Linked DNA regions of Mus musculus: region 2 is linked to region 1. Evidence: chromatin loops called from intact Hi-C (ENCODE). Cell type or tissue: heart. All regions are shown on one strand. Each heading gives the region's core, and the rest is flanking DNA. Links, peaks and the distances in the headings are about the cores only.

What was found. Hi-C counts contacts between places; a loop is a spot of excess contacts. Peaks named below come from ENCODE experiments on the same cell type or tissue, not always from the same donor. Only the 100,000 strongest peaks of a DNase experiment are listed, where the experiment ranks them.
Region 2: a loop joins it to region 1, with 6 times the contacts of the local background. A loop is called at or near these places in 11 of 42 quality-filtered maps.

The regions. Positions count from the first base shown.
Region 1 is chr5:138,153,631-138,159,273 of GRCm38, reverse strand. Zfp113 (zinc finger protein 113) reads left to right here and starts at 3,530. Exons shown (of 5, transcript NM_019747.4): 1 at 3,530-3,644. In heart, for the core only: a CTCF peak has its summit at 3,372 (motif pointing right); a DNase peak (open chromatin) is centred at 3,503; H3K4me3 peaks cover 1,694 bases; H3K27ac peaks cover 1,267 bases.
Region 2 is chr5:138,082,045-138,087,687 of GRCm38, reverse strand. It overlaps Zkscan1 (zinc finger with KRAB and SCAN domains 1), which reads right to left and starts at 2,604. Exons shown (of 6, transcript NM_133906.4): 1 at 2,457-2,604. In heart, for the core only: no CTCF peak of the experiment used is centred there; a DNase peak (open chromatin) is centred at 2,587; H3K4me3 peaks cover 2,422 bases; H3K27ac peaks cover 1,698 bases.

The DNA of each region.
Region 1 (5,643 bases), core at 309-5,308:
AACTGAAGGAAGGGAAGGTCATCATTAGTGCTAACAGCAATTTAACAATATTCTTAAAACACTCAACCCCTGTCTAGAGCTCAAGGAAAGCTGGGTTCCCTTCATCTGTCTTGGAATGATTTTTTTTTTTTTTTGCAGATTTTAATAATGTATTAAAAAGTCAGGCAGTGGTGGAACACACCTGTAGTCCTAATACTCCGGAGGCAGAGGCAGGCAGATCTCTGGAGTTTGAGGCCAGCCTGGTCTACAAACCAAATGCCAGAACAGCCAGGGCTACACAGAGAAACCCTGTGTACTGGCTGATTTTATGTGTCAACTTGACTCAGGCTGGGGTTATCACAGAGAAAGAGCTTCAGTTGGGGAAGTACCTCCATGAGATCCAGCTGTGGGATATTTTCTCAATTAGTGATCAAGGGGGAAAGGCCCCTTGTGGGTGGGACCATCTCTGGGCTGGAAGTCTTGGGTTCTATAAGAGAGCAGGCTGAGCAAGCCAGGAGAAGCAAGCCAGTAAAGAACATCCCTCCATGGCCTCTGCATCGGCTCCTGCTTCCTGACCTGCTTGAGTTCCAGTCCTGACCTCCTTTGGTGATGAACAGCAATGTGGAAGTGTAAGCTGAATAAACCCTTTCCTCCCCAACTTACTTCTTGGTCATGATGTTTGTGCAGGAATAGAAACCCTGACTAAGACACCCTGCCTCGAAAAACAAAACAAGCTGGGTGTGGTGGGGCACACCTTTAATCCCAGCACTTGGGAGGCAGAGGCAGGAGGATTTCTGAGTTCGAGGCCAGCCTAGTCTACAGAGTGAGTTCCAGGACAGCCAGGGCTACACAGAGAAACCCTGTCTCGAAAAACAAACAAACAAACAAACAAACAAACAAACAAAACGAATGAAAGAAAGAAAAACAAAACAATAATAGTGTATAGAAGAACACCTTTGTTTTTTACTCTATTTTGAGTGTGTAAGTGTGTGTGTATGTGTGTGTATAATGTGCATACCCCAGCATAGGTCAGAGGACAGCTAGAGTTTCAGAATGATACCCTGTTTAATTAATTAATTGACTAAGTAAAAGAGTCTATTGGAACATGTTAGGCTTGGGCTTAGGACTAGTCAGGCTATACTGACTTGCAGAGCCTCTTTCTTCATCCTCACAGCTTCTGCAAAAAATAAAAAATAAACTCTGACCAGTCTGCAATCCTCACTTCCCCTAAGGCGGTGCACCAAACCCCAGCAATCGGCGGTTACAGGCGGCACATCTCATATGATAGACACGCATTAGCTAAAGAAACAAACTTTTCCTCTTTCCCTTGGAGCTAGAGTCATAGGTGGTTGTGAGTGTACAGACATGGGTACTGGGAAATGAACTCCAGTCCTGGAATAAGAGTGCGTGCCTCTATCGTGTACTATTGACTAGTCATTCATGACATGGAATGGGGTTACCTACCTCTCTAAAACCTGTAAGATGCAATAGTACTCCTTACTCCTGTTAGTCTCCCGGCCTGAAATCTCTTCACAACTTCCAGCACAATCTCTGTAGCATTAATAATGCTTAAAATAAATTGTTTACCCCCAAACCACAATATGTCTCAGGGTACCTCTTGAACCCCAAATGTGAGCCTTTATAGGAAGCTCATTTTAAATATGTGTTTGTTAATTATTATCATTTGTTTTGAGACCGAGTTTTAGTGTGCAATTGAGGCTGGCCTCAAACTTTTGACTATCTTTCTGTTTCAGGCTCTAAAGTACTGCAATTACAGATGTGTACCCCACGTCAGGCTCGTAAGTGCAGAATCACTTATGTGTCTCATGTAGCCCAAGCTGGCTTTGAACTCAGTATGTACTGAAGAACGAACTTGAGTCCTTGATCTTCCTGCCACCACCTCCCAAATGCTAGGAATACAGTACTGTACCATATTGTCTGGTTTATGCACCATTGGGGATGGGGACCCAGGGCTTCAGCCAGGCTAGTCAAGCAATCTAAAAGCAAAGCTGTGGGCTGGAGAGATGGCTCAGTGGTTAAGAGCACTGACTGCTCTTTCGAAGATCCTGAGTTCAAATCCCAGCAACCACATGGTGGCTCACAACCATCTGTAATGAGATCTGACGCCCTCTTCTGGGGCATCTGAAGACAGCTACAGTGTACTTAGATATAATAATAATAATAAGTAAATCTTTAAAAAAAAAAAAAGTACTGGCTGCTCTTCCAGAGGACCCAGATTCCATGCACTCATATGGCCACTCATTACCGTAACTCCAGTTCCAGAAGATGTGATGGCTTCATCTGACCTATATCTGAATCAGGTGTGTGTGTATGTGTGTGTGTATGCAGGAGAAAAACACTCATTAAAATACTAAATCTTCAAATAAATATTAAATCTATTAAAATAATTTTTTGTCTTGCTTTTTTTGAGACAGGGTTTCTCTATGTAGCCCTGGCTGTCTGGAACTCACTCTGTGACCAGCCTGGCCTCGAACTCAGAAATCTACCTGCCTCTGTCTCCCAAGTGCTGGGATTAAAGGCGTGCACCACCACTGCCTGGTTAAAATAAATCTTTTAAAAACTGAGTGCTGAGTGCTTTAAAAAAAAACCCATGGTGCTATTTTGGATATAATATCATTAGCACCAACATAAATTCCAAATTTTAAAAATATAACTATTATACTTATCAAGCAGTGGAGAAATCATGTTAAAAAGGTAATCCTTTTTTCTACTATAAGAAGTTTTGAAATAAAATATTTTCTTAATTAGTGAGAATGTTCAAAATAATTAAAGAAAAATTGATGAGTAAAAAAAAAAAAACAAAAAAACAAAAAAAAAAAAAAAACAAAAACGGGGGCTGGAGACATGGCTCAGTGGTTAAGAGCACTGACTGCTCTTCCGGAGGTCCTGTGTTCAAATCCCAGCAACCACATGGTGGCTCAAAACCATCTGTAACAAGACCTGACTCCCTCTTCTGGTATCTGAAGACAGCTACAGTGTACTTACATATAATAAATAAAATAAATCTTAAAAAAAAAAAAACCAGAAAAACAAAACAAAAACCAAAACCCATGGTGCACTTTTATTTATTTATTTTTTTGTTTGTTTGTTTTGTTTTGTATCATAGGCCAGGCTGGCCTCACAGAGATCTGCCTGACTGTGCTTCCCCAGCGCTGGGATTAAAGGCGTGCGCCATCACGACCAGCCAATGGTGCACATTTATATTAAAGGATTCTTCAAGTTTCATATATTTGCTATGGAGGTGATGGTGTACTCTCTCTCTTGCTATGGAGGTGATGGTGTACTCTCTCTCTCAGAGCCACTAGAACTTGTGCCCTGAATTTCCTGGACCTCCAACTTCTTCAGCTTACGCATCGTCCCTTCCCAACCTGGCCAGCAAGTGGCGCAGTCTGGTGCCCTTGTTTCCCAGCACCATCGAGAACAGCACCATCAGCGTACCATCGAGAGATGAAGACCTCCCATTTTCCTAGAGAGAGCAAGTGGGCATTTGTTGTCCTGGGTGGTGAGAAAGGACGACCCGGAAACGATATGGGGAGGGGCAGTTTCCGTTCTTTGTTCTGTTCTCCGTTGTGTGGGTCTGTAACAGGGTCCAACAGGACCTGTTTCGTGTCCGGCCCCCTAAGTCTTACGTCCCTGTCCCCAGGGTGAGTGGGGCCATCTCCCGGACTCGCGGTGAGGTGGAAGTTGTGGTCTCCGGGGAAGGGGGTTGGTGTTCACACGTCCGCGGCCCGCCGGGGTTCTGGGCCCACCTTCCTCCTGCAGTCGCTGTCCAGCTCCGCAACCCTAGCTGCAGGCGCGCAGCGTGATCCCGGGTGTCGCGTAATGGGACTCCGGGTCTGCTTTTGTGTCTCTTACCGTCCCCAGCCCCAGTGTTTAAAATTCCTAGCGTCGCTACGGAGGTCTCCCTCTCTTTAAAACAACTGATGACAGATTGCCACCCTAACTTGGTACTCTCAGCACACCGATTTCTGTGTGAGGGCAGGAGAAGGAAGTTTTTCCTTAATTGGATCGGAAAACCAGACAGTAGTTCTGGGTCGCAGTGAGAACTAGGGCTTGGGAGGAGGTGCGAACTCGGGTCCTCCGTAACCTCACCAAGATCTCATGTCCTATGGCTATGAATAGGGTTTTTTTGTTTTGTTTTTTGTTTTTTTTTTTAAGCTTACTGACTGATACCTTTTCGTGGACATGCTGGGGCCGGCTCCCTGCAGAAGTGGCCGAGTATGTCCAGTGCATTAGCTGGCTAAAACATTGAGAACCTAGTTGAACACAGAGAACCTTAGTCCATTTCAGCTCTCTTAGGGTGTACTGAAAAGACAGTATGTGATGGTCTTTGCTGGTAGTTCCTAGCACATTCCTTTACCCTCCGTACTTCTTAAGTACCTATATTAGACATAAACTGAACCCGATTTCCCCATTTTGACCCCTTAATCATACAGAACTGGTAGAACCTAAAACAGAAATTCTCAACCTTCCTCATGCTATGACCTTTTAATGCAGTTTCTCATGTGATGACCCCCAACCGTAAAGTTATTATTGTCACTACTTCATAACCGTATTTTTTTTGCTACTGATAAGAACAGTAATGTAAATATCTGTGTTTTCCAATAGTCTTAGGTAACCCCTGTGAAAGAGTCATTCAACTTTCAAAGGGGTCACGACCTACAAGTTTGAGAAACAATGACCTAATGTGAATTTCCAGGAATTAGCCAAATTGGCTTGCTCACATCTAATCCCAGCACAGAGGCAAATGAAGCAAGGCCAACTTGTCCTATACAGTGAATTCCAAGCTAGTCTGGGCTATAGCCTGATTCTTACCCAATAAAGAAAGACCAAACCAAACAAACAAAAACCTCAGAACTGCACAAAAGGTGCTAAGTTTCCAGTCATCGCTACCTTAATCCTATAGTGAGTTACTCCAAAGAAAGAGGAAAGGATCCAGGAGGCGAAGCCTCTCTTGACCTGTGCTTACAGCCAGGTGGTCTTTAATCCCAGCACTCGGGAGGCAGAGGCAGGCAGATTTCTGAGTTCGAGGCCATCCTGGTCTACAAAGTGAGTTCCAGGACGGCCAGGGCTATACAGAGAAACCCTGTCTCCAAAAAACCAAAAAAAACCCCAAATCAACAGGGCAAGAGAAAGGCCCTGCCCACACCTGGATGGTTTTACTCTGTAGTTTGTTGTTTTCGAGACAGCTCTCTCTCCCCGTAGCCCTGGCTGTCCTTGAACTCTCTATGCACACTAGGCAGGCTTTAAACTCTGATCTGTCTACTTCTCTGCCTAAGTGCTGGGATCGAAGGCGTGCATCATCATGCCCAGCTTTTAAGCTGTGTGTGTGCATGCCTGTTTCTCTGAGGTAGAGACTAAGTTGGCACCATCCTGTCTCAGCCTCGTAGGTGATAGAATTTCAGGCCTGTGCCACCTATGCCAAGTGGTTCACCTTTTTTGTTGTTGTTTCAAGACAATTTTTCTCTGTAGCCCTGGCTGTCCTGGAACCTCTGTAGACCAGGGTGGCCTCCAACTTACTGCCTGCCTCTGCCTCCCGAGTGCTGAGGTTAAAGGTGTGCAGCACTACCACCCAGCAAAATATTTTAACGGTATACTTTTTTAAAAATTTATTTATTTTTTAAAATTTTAAATGTATAGGTG
Region 2 (5,643 bases), core at 431-5,430, 72 kb after region 1:
CAAAACAACCAACAACAAAACCCCCAAACATCAACAAAACAAATAAAAAAATGCAAAAAAGGCCAGGGATGATGTTCAGTGGCAAAGTGCATGAAGTCTAAGGCCCTGGCTTGAGTCAAACAACACTTGATTGAATTTACCAAGTTACTACATTTGTGTGTGTGTGTTCAATGTTTCTTAAATTAAGCAAATTAGCTTATGAAATTCTGAAAAAAAGTTTCTGGCACTTGGTAGACACTGGGGAAGGCTTATTTTTTAAAAATGAACTTAAGGGTTGGGTGGCATAGCTCAGTTGCAGTGTACTTGCCTAGCATATATAAGGCCCTAGGTTCAACCTCAGTACAGCAAGATAGTAAACACAAAGAAGCCAGGTGTGGTGGAGCATGTCTGTATTCCAGGTACCTTAGAGGTGGTGGCAGAGGTATCTAGACTGTAGTGTCAGTCTTCGCTACATAGTGAATTTGAGGCTCAACAGGGCTACTTGAGATCAGAAAATAGGAAAAAAAAAAAGAAGAAAAATTAAATTCAAGAGATATAATTGTGCATTACAATTTTCAGCCTGCTTAAAAGATTAGCAGTGGAAGAAATCCACTAACACAAGGGCAGCATGAGCTGGAACAAATGAATTATGTCCCCTGTAAATAAGTCACTCATCCCTGAATCGTTTCCAGTATTCTTATTAGCAGTGGAGTAGGGACAGAGGAAGAGAGGCAGAAAACCACCTTTGGGTTCCCTCTCAAACGAAACACATTCTGACATACCATCTCCTTTAGAAAAGATCACTGCCCAGCAACCAAATCTCACCAAAGAAAAAAAAAACAAATGACTTCTGACAAGAAAAGACTCCAGACTCCAGGCTGCAAGCATGGTTTATTTCAAAGGATGTTTTCTCAAAATCCAGTCTTCCTTCTATTGCACAGTCTTGCAAGTTTAAATAAATGATCCTCTACTCCCCTCTTCAACAGAGACATAAAATGCTTTATAATATGAAAAACTTAGTCTTAAAAGATACCTAGTGGTCTAGTATTGTGTGCCTGTAGTCCCAGCACTCTAGAGGCAGTGGCTAGATTTTCAGCCAGAACTAGAGAGACCCCTCCCCGCCCCCCCCTTTTTTTAATCTATCTAAAGAATATCAACACCACCACAGAATGAAAAGCTAAGATTTAAAACTTAGTACACTGGCCTGGTTGTATCTAAATATAGTATAATGCACTTGAAATTTTTCCTGTTTCCTTCATGGAGACATGAAGTAGAGGATCAACAAAAGAAAATAGCATTCAGCCGCAGGCATTTCTGTAAGTTAACAAAGATGATCCTGAATAAAATAACAAGTAAGAATCTTGTGTGGTAATTGAAAGAGGACACAAACCTGAAAGAAAAAAAACATCTGGATAATTCTTCACTACAGTTTCCTTATAATAAAGGTATTTTCCCACATTTGGCCAGCTTTTCTAGTAACTTCACTTGATGTGGTTACAATGAATTCTTCATAATTCCAACAAGTATTTATTGACTGCTTTCAATCCGCCTAGCACTGCCCTGTACAATAAATGCTTTCTTTGGTCCCAGGCCATGGAACAGCCACTCTCTATAATCAATGTGTGTGTGTGCTGTGTGTGTGTAGGGAGGGGAAGGAAGGGGGAACTTCAAACTAAATGAGCTGCCTTTTTTTTTTTTTAAATTACAATTACATTTACCAACTCCACTCATTTCAAGTTTGAAGAACCTTTTTGAGCAAAGGTAGTTAATTTTATGGATAATAAAACTGACAGTTGGCAAATGTCTAATCTCATCTAAGGTCATTAAGCTGATCAATCTCCTACTGGCCCAGTGTGGTTTCTCCCAGATACCCTTCACGTCTCACTCATTGCAATCAAGCAAGGTGAACTAACACTCCACTAATCTCCCAGATAGCACAGTTAAACAGGCTTAAACCAGCAAGAGGTCTTGAAGCATTGCATAAAGCTGACAGCCGGCTGTTAATTTCTACTAGATCTTTTAACCACCGTCAAGCCGCCAGCGCTTTCGCTCAGCGTTGGGAGATGGAAAGACAGAAAAGCAAGTGATCCGGAAATGTTTTCGGAACCTCAAACCTGTACAGAGCTCAAGGTCTTCCGCGTCGTTTATCTCAAGATTCTCAAGGACCCAAGACGCCCGGAGAAGTAAACGACAGCAATAAAACGAAAACCACACAAAACACTTTCCCCTGCAACCACAGCAAATGGCGACAGGAGGGGGGGAGGGGGAGAAGAATCCAGACACGGGGATCACGTCCATTTGTGATCTTGTCCTCAGAAATGTTATACAAGGATGATGACATGAAAGAGCTCCCCACTGACCCCAGAGATTCGAGCACCGCCGGGACCCCGCAGGGCTCCTTTCCAAGTCCCCCCGGGTGGTCACACGGTCCACCCTCGCAGCCCGCCCGTCCTCCGAGAGTCCGCCATGAGACTCACCGTGAGTCTCCGGAGCGGCCTGGGGACGCCGGGCGACCAAGCACAGCTTGCTCTGGGTTCAACCCGACCGAAGGGCACTGCACACCGACATAGGCCCTCCCAATACCTCGCCACAGGCACAATGAGTCACAAAGACCGGAAGTAGGTCAGCACCTCATCTTCCGGGATCGAGTTGAGCTTCCGGGTCTCCTCTAGGAACACGGGAGGACTTTGCATCTCGGTTTCTGAATTTCTTGTTCCGAGTCTCCCTACCCAACACCCCCCCCCCCCCAGCCCTGATTGCCTGTCTTCAATTCCAGAGGTGACAGATAGAGATAAAGTGATCCTGTTTAGGGTGTTCAGGTTTTTTTTTTTTCCTGATGTAGTATTTTTCAGCTCTATATTTGTTACTTTCTTCCCCATCTTTTCCATCTTGGGCAGTTATCAATAATAGTAATTGTATGCCTGTGGCAGAGAAGCTGAAGCAAGGGTGTAGATGGAGTTAGATCAAAGCCAAGCCAGGGGTGTCTGGTTTCACAGATCAGCCCTGGTGAGGTTTGCCAGTTGAGTGCATGGTGTTTCCAGATATGTGGCCCGAGGATAAAAGACTATCTTTCAGTAAACAAGCTACTTACACTGGTTCTGTAGAATATGCTATTATAGCACTTTAAAAGGATCTTTCAGAGGAATTACAGACGCTCAACAATTACTGCCTTTATCTCTTTGCCTTGTGGGCAATACAGAAATGAGGCTCCACCTTATAGAAGGCTCTATATCAAAGGCAAGTCCACAAGGAAGAGACCATACAGCATGGGGGAGATAACTTTATAAAACAATACTCCAAAATTAAAAAGCAATTGAAGTATTGTTCCTTTTTTATTAATTGATTATTAATTAATTCACTTTACATCCCAATATCAGCCCCCCTTCTCCCAGTGATAGGTTATTTCTCCGCCAGTGAAACGAGCCCATTCAGGCTAGATTATATTATAATAAAGGCAGGTTTATTGGGAAGCTGCTCTTGGTAGAGTTCACTGGCCCCAAGGATTGAGGCAGGAGAGTTGCAATGGGAGGGGAGGCAGAAAGAGAAAGGGCTTACATGCAGAGAAAGAAGAGAAGGAGAAGGAGGAGAGCAAAATGTTTGGATTATAAAGGGAAGAGTCTCTGGGGAAGGGCAGCCCAAGCCCTGGGATGGAAAGTTCAAGGCTGGGGGCAGGGTATACCAGGTAGGATCTGAGGGATGCTGGGAGAACCTGAAGACCAGGTCTGTTTTGATATGTAAAATATTCATCTCAGTCCCCTCTTCTGGGGTCCAAAACCAAACACCCAAAACCGCCTTAGGCAAGTCATCCTCCAATTCCACCTTCCCCTATTTGCAGTATTGTTAAAGGAAACAAGGAGCCAGCCATTCACTTGGAGAAGTAGGAGAAACCTTTATTCATGCATGGACTACAAAGCACGCTTGTGCTTTGAAGGGTTCAGTCCCCTTGGCAGTTTCTTACAGCTTTTTGTAGGTCAGGTAGTGGGGTTGTCATCCATGTCTTTGTGACAATCTTAGAGTGGACTCTGATCCCCTTAATCATTAAAGGGAATTTAGTTAGGCACGTTTACAGGAACAAATAGCTAGCTAGGTAGATAATAATACACAAACACTTGGCAGGTAGCAATAAAATATACAAGCATTTGCAAATAACAACACATTTTGGCTGGTAAAAGATGTTTATCTTAGCAAACATAAATGGTATCTGCAACATGACCTTTGTCTGCTGTGACAAAATTTCTTTCAGACAGCTTCTGGCAAGTGTTTGTTTTTCCCAGATAAGAAGTAAGGGGTTTTTTGTTTTTTGTTTTTTAATAAGCAAACAAACTCCTCTAAGTAAAAGTTTAGCTCACATACAGCTTTTAGGCTAAGGTTTTTGTTTGTTTGGTTTTCCAGACAAAGGTTTTTCTGTGAAGCCCTGGCTGTCCTGGAACTTTGTAGACCAGGCTGGCCTCGAACCCACAGAGATCTTCCTGTCTCTGCCTTCAAAGGACTGGGATTAAAGGCTTAAGATTTTTATTGAGCCAGTATAACATGCTGTTGGCTGAGAAGACCTGCCCTAGAACACTTGTGGTGCTGTCCAGTGTGTTGAAGGTCCAGATGGAACAAAGATGGAAGGAGGAGGAAACGGACATTTATGTGTAAGCTTAATGATAATAATAATAATTATAATAATAACAATTCTTTTCTTCCTCCTCCTATTTGTCTTCCCCCTGCTCCTTCTCCCTCTCCTTCCCTGTGTGCATGTGTATCTATATGTGTGGGTGCAGGTGTGTTCATTGCATAGTGTCTATATAAAGGTCAGAGAACAACCTCAGGTGTCCATCAGTTCTGTCTTCCCTATTTAAGGTGTGGTCTTTTGTTTTTTTCTGTGCAGCCCTGGCTGTCCTGGAACTCATTCTGTATACCAGGTCTGGCCTTGAACTTACAGAGATCCACATGCCTCTGCCTCGAATGTGCTGGGATTAAAGGTAAAAGTTTAGCTCACATACAGCTTTTAGGCTAAGGTTTTTGTTTGTTTAGTTTTCGAGACAAAGGTTTCTCTGTGCAACCCTGGCTGTCCTGGAACTCTGTAGACCAGGCTGGCCTCGAACCCACAGAGATCTTCCTGCCTCAACTTGGCTGTCTTGACCAATGGTCTGGGGGATTACTAAAGTTTATCTGCTGGGGTTAGTCTCAAACTGCTGAGGCAGGAAGATTGTTAAGTTCAAAGTGAGTTCAAGGACAGCTTGGGAAACCTAAAAAGGAGGTGGGGCTGAATAGACTGTGGCTCAGCAGTTACGGAGTTAAGTTCTCTTGCAGAGGACTGGAGTTCAGTTCCTAGAATCCACATTGGGTTGGTCACAAACACCTGTAACTCCAGGTCCATGGAAGCCAAAGCTCTCTTCTGACCTCTTTGGGCACCTCATGTCCTCATGTGCATAAACCACACATAGACATACATGCACACATATAACTGAAAATTAAAATGAATTTTAGGAAAAGAATAGAGAGCTGTTGTCCTAGAATCAGCAGTCAACTTAGCACAGCCCCGAGTCACCTGGGAAGCGGGAGTCTCACCTGTGGAATTGCGTCTATCACATTGGTCTGTGGAACTTGTTTTGTTTTGTTTTGTTTTGTTTGTCGAGATAGGGTTTCTCTGTGTAGCCTTGGCTGTCCTGGGACTCA